Regions from separate parts of the Homo sapiens genome. Here region 1 is linked to region 2. Evidence: read pairs that join two places in POLR2A ChIA-PET (ENCODE). Cell type or tissue: OCI-LY7. All regions are shown on one strand. Each heading gives the region's core, and the rest is flanking DNA. Links, peaks and the distances in the headings are about the cores only.

Region 1 (5,515 bases), core at 378-5,377, 57 kb after region 2:
GCTCAGTGTTTAGCTCCCACTTATAAGTGAGAGCATGTAGTATTTGGTTTTCTGTTCCTGTGTTGGTGTGCTAGGATTATGGCCTCCAGCTCCACCCGTGTTACTGCAAAAGACATGATTTAATTCTTTTTTATGGCTGGTTAGTATTCCATGGTGTATATATACCAAATTTTCTTTATCCAATCCATCATTGATTGGAACCTAGGTTGATTCTGTGTCTTTGCTATTATGAATAGCATAGTATGAACATACAAGTGCATGTGTCTTTTTGGTATAATGATCTATTTTCCTTTGGCTATATACCCAGTAATGGGATTGCTGGGTTGAATGGTAGCTCAGTTTTAAGTTTTTTGAAAAATCTCCAAACTGCTTTCCACAGTGAAAATTTATATTTCCCAATAACAGTGTATAACTGTTTCCTTTTCTCTGCAACCTCACCAAGTGGGACCTAGCACCTGTTTTTTTTTTATTTTTTGACTTTTAATAATAGACATTCTGAAAGAATGAAGGGTCCAGTTTCAATCTTCTGCATATGGCTATACAAAAATACAAAAAAGTGTATTAGTGTATTCTGAATTTTCTGTTCTCTTCCAGCTGTCATTCTGACAGAATGGCTATTATTAAAAAGTCAAAAAAGTGTTATTTGTCCATTTTCACACTGCTGATAAAGACATACTCAAGACTAGTAATTTATAAAGGAAAGATGTTTAATTGACTCACAGTTCCCCATGGCTGGGGAGGCCATGGCACTCACAAGCATGGTGGAAGGTGAAGGAGGAGCAAAGTCACGTCTTACATGGTGGCAGGCAAAGAGAACATGTGCAGGGGAACTCCCCTTTATAAAACCATCAGAACTCATGAGACTTATTCACTATCATGAGAATAGCACAGGAAAGACCTACCCCCAGATTCAATTACCTCCTACCAGGTCCCTCCCATGACATGTGGGAATAATGGGAGCTCTACAGTTCAAGATGAGATTTGGGTGGGGACACAATCAAACCATATCAAAAACCAAACCAGCATCTATTGTGTTCTTTTTTTTGACTTTTTAATAATAGCCATTCTGACTGGTGTGAGATGGTATTTCATTGTGGTTTTGATTTGGATTTCTCTGATGATTACTGATGCTGAGCATTTTTTCATGTTTGCTGAGTGCTTGTATATCTTCATTTAAGAAGTGCCTGTTCATGTCCTTTGCCCATTTTTTAATGGGGTTATTCGTCTTTTTGCTTATTGGTTTAAGCTCCTTATAGATTCTGGATATTAGACCTTATGTTGGGTACATAGTTTGCAAATATTTTCTCTCATTCTGTAAGATGTCTGTTTACGGTAATGATAGTTTCTTTTGCTGTGCAGAAGCTCTATAGTTTACTTAGGTTCCACTTGTCAATTTTCGTTTTTGTTGCAATTGCTTTTGGGGACCTAGCCAAAAATTCTTTGCCAAGGCCAGTGTCAAGAAGGGTATTTCCTATTTTTTTCTAGGATTTTTATAGCTTGAGGTTTTACATTTAAATATTTGATCCATCTTGAGTTAATTTTCGTATATGGTTAAAGGTAAGGGTCCAGTTTCAATCTTCTGCATATGGCTAGCCAGTTATCCAGCACCATTTATTGAACAGGGAGTCCTTTCCCCATTGCTCGCTTTTGTTGGCCTTGTCAAAAATCAGATGGTTGTAAGGGTGTGGCTTTATTTCTGAGTTTTTTGTTCTCTTCCAGTTGTCTATGTGTCTGTTTGTGTAACGGTACCATGCTGTTTTGGTTACTATAGTCTTATGGTATGGTTCAAAGTCAGATAGTGTGATGTCTCTGGATTTTTTGTTTTTGCTTAGAATTGCTTTGACTATTTGGGCTCTTTTTTTGGTTCCATATGAATTTTAGAATGGTTTTTCTAATTCTGTGAAGAATGACATTGGTAGTTTGATAGGAATAGCACTGAATCTAGAAATTGCTTTGTGTGGTATGGCCATTTTAACGATGTTGATTCTTCCAATCCATGAGCATGGAAAGTTGTCATTTCTGAGGGTTTCTTATTTCTTATAGGAGGAGCTGAATAGGGAAGGAAATGTCTCTTGGAGTCCTAGTGCTCAGCTCCTGGGTGAGCTTGCACTTCCTCTCTCTTTCATGAATTGTCATATGGGTTCCAGGCACATGAACATTGCTGTCATCAACATCTTTCCCATCAGCATTTTAACACACTGTTATTTGTCATCTTTATTCCTCTTTCCTCTGAATCACATGGGTGAATACCACAAGCAACATTTTGAGCAGAATGTCCAGATACCAGAGAATACAAATATATGATTCTATTTATTTAAAGTTGATAAACAGACAAATCTATGCTGTCAGAAGTCAAGAGAGTGGTTACCTTTGAGGAGGGAGAGGTGGTGAATAGGAGGGAGTATAAAGGAAGGATCCTGGAATACTGATAATGTCCTATCTCTAGATCTGTATTTGGCTACACAGATTTGTTCATTTTATGATAATTCATTGAGCTGACATTTAAGATTCGTATAGTTTTTCTCTTTGTATTTCAGTTTAAAAAGTTAAAACAGTAACAAAAGCAGAGCAAAACAAAATCATGTCTATGGTCTATAAGGACCAAAATGATCTGGCCATTTCTCTTTCTTTGACCTAATTCCTATATTCTCCCCCTTGTTCACTTTGCTCCAGCCCCCTTGGCTATTCCTTGAGCAGGCCAGGGCTTTTGCATTTGCAATCCTTTCTGTCTGGAATGTACTTTCTCCAAGTATCCATGCAGCTCACTCTTTTGCCTCCATAAAGTCATTAATGCAAACATTCCTGCTCAGAGAATTTAAAGAAGTGTGACCACTCTTTTTGCACCATCAGCCCCCATCCACCCTTGCACATCCAGCTGCCTTTGGATTTACCATCTAGTACTTACCATCTAGTATACTTTATAATTTAAATATTTGTTTTTGTTTATTTTCTCACCTCTCCACTAGAATGTAATCTCCATGGAGACAAAGATTTTTGTCTGTTTTGTCTACTATTGTGAACATTCTTGAACAGCACCTGGCACATAGTAAGCATCCCATGAATATTTACTGAGTGAATGGACATATCTCCATCCCTTCTCTTGGAGGTTTTCTGTCTAGAATGTTAAAGCTCAGTTCCTTTTGGTAGGGAGTCTGGGCTTACTCAGTGGCCTAAGGACTCACCAGGAGCTGTTCTTCCCTTGCCTGGAACGCTTGTTTAAGTTCCATTGATTTTATAGATTGAAATAATTAGTTTATGTAACAAGATTTTATCTATGGCTATTTATGCTGCTTACAAGAAGAAAGTCAAGGCTAAGGCAGAGTGGTAGCCTGTCTAGGCATTAAAGGAGTGCCCCAAAACAGAGCCAATCTGCAAAGACAAGCACAGAAATTTATTTATTTGTTTGTTTGTTTATTCATTCTGGTGTTCAAATATTCTAATATTTGCTAACTTCCATGCTAATTCAATTAGTAAAACCTTAGGAACCATGGCATATTTATTAGGTCTGTTTTATGTACCAGTTTCTAGACTGGAAACTGGGAATATAAGATACTGTCAGTCCTCTGGGTCCATCATCTGATAGAGGAGCCTGACAGGTAAATGAGTAGTTAGTTCTGATGTGGTGGGTTGGGCATTGAGCTAGTGTAAGGCTTGCCTCTGCATTGCCCTCGTATCACTATTGCAGTTATACATGCAATTGCAAGCAGTTCTTTCTCTTTGTTATAATTACAAGATTATTTTCTTTTCTTTTCCATAATCTTGAGGTCAGGGATTCTGATTATTATTTCTATATTCCTAGAACTTAGCACACAATTTCTAGCTCAATAAATGTTGAATTGTTAGAGATATGTGCTCCATGGGAGCAAAAATTTAGAGAATCATGAACTGGGAAGAGTTGGGAGTTGTCAGGGAACAGTTCACAGGAGATGACACTGTAGCAAAGTCTTGAATAAAAGCTATGAGTTCTCCATTACTTAATTATTTGTAATTCTTCCAATAATGCCTTGCTTTTTTTTTTTTTTTGCACTGCTTTTCCCTCTGCTTAAAATGCCTTTCTTCATCTTTCCTACATGGTAAGCTCCTATTTATCCTTCAAGGATGAGCTAAAATATCTGTTTGCCTCTTATATTTATGGGGGTTTTGCATTGGTACATGGGGAAGGGGAGAAAGGAGTTTGTGGTGAAGCAAAGGGAGAAGGAGCACAGGATGGATGAGATGGTAGGAATAGTTCCCCACAGACCCAAAACCAAACCAAAGCAAAACTAGATTTGAGACAATATGCTTAGGGACAGTGAAGGTCAGATGCTACTGAAAATGTTTAAAAGACCCTGCATGAGACTTTGGACAGGAGCAGAGCTGCTTCAGGGCCAAGGTGTTGTGGTGTGGCCCAGAGGGCACATGGAGGTCCTTTTCTCTGCTCTGCCAGGAATCAACACTGATGCTTTGGGAGCATCCGGGACCAGCACCCTTGGCATGGACATTGATGTTCTTGGAATAAGCAGGGCATCTAAATGGCTCTGCTGGCATCCTGTGTGGGGGACTAGAACCAGAAAAGGAGATTAAGAATGGGAAAGATGCCTCATGTTGGCTACAACTCGTAGGCTGCTTTGGGGACTCATGGGAAGCTTTCCTTTGAGACTCTCATAAGTCACTGGGGAACTCCTTGCAACATGAAGGTGATGCTGAGGTCTTGCCCATCCACTGGTGAGGATGTCAAGACAGCAGACATTTGGGGTACATTTGTTTACAAGTTTCATCTACTGTATGATGTGTTTTGGGGAACTCAAATAATATCTTAGTCAGCATTGTATTTCCCCATAACCTGGTCCAGGGAACTCAGTGAATGTTAAGTAGATTGGAATTAGAATAGAGAAGTTTTTAAGGGTTACCTGATTAGTGGAGGGTTAGTTTGGAAGGTATTAAAAAACATGAAGTATTTTTGAAAATTGGCAAAGTATAAAGAGAGCAGTGTCTTAGGAAAGAGAGGAGAGAGGTAGAACTAAGCAGATTCTGAAAAAGAGAGAAAAGTCAAGGAACTTTGGGTTTCTAACCTGAGGGACTAGCTTAGGCCCATCTATAGCTAACAGGAATATAGCAAGCTGTGTTAGCTCCACAGGAGGCAAATGCAGTATGAAAGAGAGTAGGGGCTGATTTCTCAAGAGAATTTAAAGAGAAGGGAGGAGAAACATAGTCAGGATATTGAGAAGGTAGGACAAATGGAAGTTACTCTTTAGGTAACAGAGTCCTGAGCAAATTTGGAGCAAAGGGAAGCAGCTGGGAGAAAAAGAAAAAACTTAAGATATGGTGAAAGGGAGTATTCAAAACGGTGTCATTTCTGAGGAGGAAGCCAGGGTGGGCTTAGGAGCATAAGTGAAGAGGTTAGTCTTGGGTAGACGTGGTTCTCCTTTTCTTTTGAGACTGAAAAGAATAAGGTTAAAGATCTCAAAAGATTTAGAGGGTAAAGGGGAAGAAGTTGGAATATTTCGCTTATGTTTTTCTCAAAGTTGTTCTAAGA
Region 2 (5,515 bases), core at 144-5,143:
GCTGAGGCAGGTGGATTGCTTGAGCCCAGAAGTTTGAGACCATCCTGGGCAACATGGCAAAACCCCGTCTCTACAAAAAATACAAAAATTAGCCATGCCTGTAGCCCCAGCTACTTGGGAGGCTGAGTTGGGAGGATCACCTGAGCCTGGGGTGTCGAGGCTGCAGTGAGCTGAGATCACATACTGCACTCCAGCCTGGGTGACAGAGGGAGACCCTGTCTCAAAAAAAAAAAAAATTAACATTTAAGTTGACTCTGGTTTTATGCTTTCGGATATTTCATTGATTGTGAAAACAAGGGTTTCTTACTCCTGGAAGAACAAGCATTTCTCAAGGTTCTTTTCTTACCCTCTTGTTGTGGTTGTAATAAAATCGTTGTTTTGGTTAATAACTCTGGACTTTTTTACTCACCAGTATCTTTGTTATGACCATTATCAATTGACTATATTCCCCTGGTAATTCTATCAAATGTTTCTCTTCTCCAAAATCAGATCTCATATTCAGAATTTTTGGAGACCATTAGAATGACTTTGTTTTTGCTTTTTTTTTTCACCCATAGTCTTTGGGGCTCCTTAGGTAGATGCTTGGTAGCACCAAGCTTGTGTGGTCTATCATATGGCAATTGTGAACAAAGAAAGGGCAAAAGGAATTATTAGGCATGGCTGGTTTGCTTCATGAGCCCAGAGTTATTCAATGGTATTGTACAGGTTATCCTCTATCAGGCCTTAGGGGAAAGGGGGCAGCTCAGCTCCCCTTGTGGGGGGCATTAGTAAATAGTTGGATTGATTTATATAAGCAAAGTGTTGTTCACCTACATATGCTTTAGTGACTATGTGTATCTTTATAGGATGTTCATCTAGTATGTTCATAAGTAAGGGCTTATTTGATGCTCTGCAAGCGATCTCTAAAAGACACTATTTCTCAGTTTGCAATATCCTTGTCTATTAATAGTAATCTGGGCACACATTTTATGGAACAGATTATAAAATCTGAAAACCTCAAGATTTATCAATGTTTTCACTGCCTTTAATTTCTTACAAAATTAAATGAAGGCAATAAAACACTAATGGAACTTAAAACTGGCCAACAGGTATAGCAGTTTATTCATTCAAAGTACAGTGACCAGATGTTCTGTCCATAAATATAATGAACATGACTGTTATAACAAATATAAGGCTAGCACTATTCTCAAATGAAATATGAACAAGTAGGTTCATGAGATGTCTGGTTACTAATGGCCATGCACTGGTGAGACATCCATGTGATGGATAATGTCGTCTTAAATTATTATAAAGCATTAAGGGCAATTCATTCAGAGTTCAAGAAGCCCTGACTCAATGGATGAGAATCAAGTTTCATTCCAAAAAGACATTGTTTGGACTTTACTGAGAGGGGTCTAATCCCGTTAAGCTATTAGTAAGGCCTCTGTTTAAGATATATGTCTCTTACAATAAGGAAATATTGCCCTCACCCATTTAAACATCTGCTTGCTATTAATCTCTGTTTTTCCTTAGACATTGGGACTAACAACAAATTCACCTTTTCTTTGTTTCTTTCTTTTTAAATTAATATCTATTTTTTAATTTCAATAGCTTTTGGGGTACCAGTGGTTTTTAGTTACACGGAAGAATTGTACAGTGCTGAAGTCTGAGAATTTAGTGCACCTGTCACGTGAGTAGTGTACATTATACCTAATATGTAGCTTTTTATTCCTCACCCCCTTCCACCCTTCCTGCTTCTGAGTCTCCAATGCCCATTAGACTTACTTTGTATGCCTTTGCATACCCATAGCTTAGCTCTCACCTGTAAGTGAGGACATGTGATATTTGGTTTTCCATTCCTAAGTTACTTCACTTAGAATAATGGCCTCTGGCTCCAAGCTGCTGCAAAAGGTGTTATTTCATTCTTTTTTATGGCTGAGTAGTATTCCATGGTATACATATATATCACATTTAAAAAATCCTCTCATTGCTTGATGGGCAACTGGGTTGGTTCCCTATCTTTGTAGTTGTGAATTGTGCTGCAATAAACATACATGTCCAAGTGTCTTTTTGATATATTGACTACTTTTCCTTTGGGGAGATAACCGGTAGTGTGATTGCCAAAGTGAATGGCAGATCTACTTTCAGTTCTTTGATAAATCTCCATAGTTTTCCGTAGTGGTTGTACTCATTTACATTCCCACCAGGAGTGAATAGGCATTCCCTTTTCACCACATCCATGTCAACATCTATTGTTTTCTGACTTTTTAATAATGGCTATTCTTGGCTGGGCTCAGTGGCTCACGCCTGTAATCCCAGCACTTTGGGAGGTCGAGGTGGGTAAATCACTTGAGGTCAGGAGTTCAAGACCAGCCTGGCCAGCATGGTGAAACCCCGTCTCTACTAGAAATACAGAAATTAGCCAAGCGTGGTGGTGGGCACCTGTAATCCCAGCTACTCGGGAGGCTGAGGCAGGAGAATCACTTGAACCCGGGAGGCAGAGGTTGCAGTGAGCCGAGATTATGCCACTGCATTCCAGCCTGGGCAACAGAACAAGAATCTGCCTCAGAAAAAAAAAAAAAAAAAAAAAAAAAAAGGCTACTCTTGCAGGAGTAAGGTGGTGTCTCATTGTGGTTTTAATTTGCATTTCCCTGATGATTAACAGCATTGAGCTTTTTTTTTTTCATGTTTGTTAGCCATTTGTATGCCTTCTTTTGATAAATGTCTATTCGTGTCATTTGCCCACTTTTTATGGGATTATTTGTTTTTTTCTTGCTGATTTGTTTAAGTTCTTGTAGATTCCTTGTAGATATTAGGCCTTTGTTGGATGCATAGTTTGCAAATGTTTTCTCCCATTATGTAGGTTTACTCTGATGATTATTTCTTTTGCTAAGCAGAAGCTTTTTAGTTTAATTAGACGTCATTTATTTATTTTTGTTGCATTTGCTTTTGGGGTCTTTGTCATAAATTCTTTACCTAGGTCAATGTTGAGAAAAGTTTTTCCTAGGTTATCATCTAGATTTAGTCTTTGATCCATCTTGAGATAACTTTTGTATATGGTGAGAGATAGCGATGCAGTTTCATTCTTCTACATGTGGCAATCCAATTTTCCCAGCACCATTTATTGAATAGGGTGACCTTTCCCTAATTTATGTTTTTGTCTGCTTTGTCAAAGGTTAGTTGGTTGTAAGCATTTGGCTTTATTTCTGGGGTCTCTATTCTTTTCCACTGGTCTATGTATCTAATTTTATACTGTATGGTAATTTTTATTTATTAAAGTAGGTGCTGACTACACAGGTGTTTATTATTATCCTTTTCTTAACTGATTTGAAATTTTAAAAAACGTGATTCTGTGTAGTGCTGCTAACTTTGCTAGGAGATTTGAAAGTTATACTATTCAAATGTTCAAGCTAATTGAATATTTGAATAGCACTTAAATTTCCAAAGCATTTTTTGTTATTTAATTTAATCAACAATGCACATAATTTTTGATTATTGGTTGTAAAGAAATCTGCTGACTTGCTTGATAAAATAACAAGTTTGCCAATACAGATATTCCTCAACTTATAATGGGATTATGTCCCAATAAATCCATCATAAATTGAAAATATCTCAAGTCAAAAATGCACTGAACATTATAGTTTAGCCTAGCTAAAAGTGCTGAGAACACTTACATTAGCCTACAAATGGGCAAACTCATCTAACACAAAGCCTATTTTATAAAAAAGTGTTGATATCTCATGTAATTTGTTGACTACTGTACTGAAAGTGAAAACCAGAATGGTTATATGGATATTTAAAGTGCAGTTTCTACTGAATGTGTATTGCCTTTGCACCCTCAAAAAGTTAAAAAATATTAAGTTGTTAAGTCTGGCACTGTCTGTATAGTGAGACTTCACATGACCTATGTAGCGTGGCTCCAGGTAACAATTCTCCAACTTGTATCTTGGTTCCCCATTTGCCTTGTCCATGGGCATCTTCATTCTGGCCCAACAGCAGACTCATCATTACTTTCCACTTACTTTTCCATAGCATGGTTAAGACCTTCCCTTCAGGAAAAACTTTACTCTTACCCAAAGGGATGAAATTTTTCCTTGGAACCTCAATAGGCCTACTACATAAGAATTCAGTTTTACAAGCTCCACATAGGAGCAACACATCACAGACAGGAGGGCAGGAGGGGTTGTTGTTTTATCATTGTGGTCCCTCAACCACTGTAAGGTAATAAGTAGGCCAAAATAATAGGGTAGATGGCTATAGAGTCCCTGAAATAAACTGATGAAGAAAAGTGGTCATTAAGATTTGCCAGGTTTCCCATCACTTGCAACATGCCACTCCAAGCTCAGCAACTGGATATGTGTCAAGTGACTAATGGGATGATATCTCAATTTTAACTTCACTATCACTATCCCAGTCTGGAATAAGGTTTTGCTAGACAAGTAAGAACCTTCTTCATATGTTGCTATGTCTGTAGCTGAACCATAATCTTCACTCAATTTTAAACACTGGAGTTGGTGTTTGTGAGTAACAACGGAACTGGGCTAAGGTGAGTTTTGGCCAGTGAACTGAGCAGCTAGGGCCTTTTTCATGCAAGGTCTAGGATAGAGAATAATGCATACAGTATGTCCATACTGACCACTTTTGCAGGTGGTCTGTATAAGGTAATTCAACAGCAGCAGAACCATTGACAATTTCTTACCTTTGGGCTACACTTTCTGGAGTTCATTAGCATCACTACCTGATATAAATTAATAATTTCTAAATTATCTAAATAATTATCTATGACTAAACTAGTCACTGTAAATAGAGTCACTTCATGTCACTTCATGATTTAATATACTACATTGTATTTTAATGAACTGTATTCATTCATTCATATATATATATAAAATATACCTATGTAAACATCATCTTTAGAAGGGCATCCTCTGGGTAAAAGACAATGTAAATGAAGTGAGGGAAGAACAATGTGGTGTATTGTATTCAGTCTTAGTGTTTTTTGTTTTTTTAGAGATAGGGTCTTGCTCTGTCACTCAGACTGGGGTGTAGTGGCGTGGTACTGCAACCTTGAACTCCTAGGCTCAAGCGACACTCCCATCTCAACCTCCTGAGTAGCTGGGACTATAGGCGTGCACCATTTTACCCAGCTAATTTAAAAAGTTTTTTGGGGGCTAGGCACGGTGGCTCATGCCTGGAGAATAGCTTGAACTCAGGAGGCAGAGGCTGCAGTGAGCTGAGAATGTGCCACTGCGCTCCAGCCTGGGTGACGGAGCGAGACTCCATCTCAAAAAAAAAAAAATTTTTTTTTCTTTTGCAGAGATGGGGTCTCATTATGTTGCCCAGGCTGTCAGTCTCAGTATTTCTTTTCATTTTGATGTTTTATTAGTGTTTGGTTTCTTTTGAGTTTCTAGAATTGCATTGGGACTTACTGGGGGTTGTCAAGGTTTGTTTTTACACCAGTAAAGGATGAACCCAACAAGGTAATGGCCCAGAGATTAGATCCAGGCATCTGTGACATTATGGGCTGAGGGGATCT

Evidence for each region. Peaks named below come from ENCODE experiments on the same cell type or tissue, not always from the same donor. Only the 100,000 strongest peaks of a DNase experiment are listed, where the experiment ranks them.
Region 1: POLR2A ChIA-PET joins it to region 2 with 8 read pairs; 7 of 35 experiments call an interaction of 5 or more read pairs at or near these places.

The regions. Positions count from the first base shown.
Region 1 is chr1:160,497,691-160,503,205 of GRCh38, forward strand. All of the region lies in intron 1 of SLAMF6 (SLAM family member 6), which reads right to left. Among named protein-coding and RNA genes, the nearest start is that of SLAMF6, 23 kb to the right of the region's middle. In OCI-LY7, for the core only: no CTCF peak of the experiment used is centred there; no DNase peak of the experiment used is centred there.
Region 2 is chr1:160,441,200-160,446,714 of GRCh38, forward strand. No RefSeq gene overlaps it. Among named protein-coding and RNA genes, the nearest start is that of VANGL2, 43 kb to the left of the region's middle. In OCI-LY7, for the core only: no CTCF peak of the experiment used is centred there; a DNase peak (open chromatin) is centred at 2,635.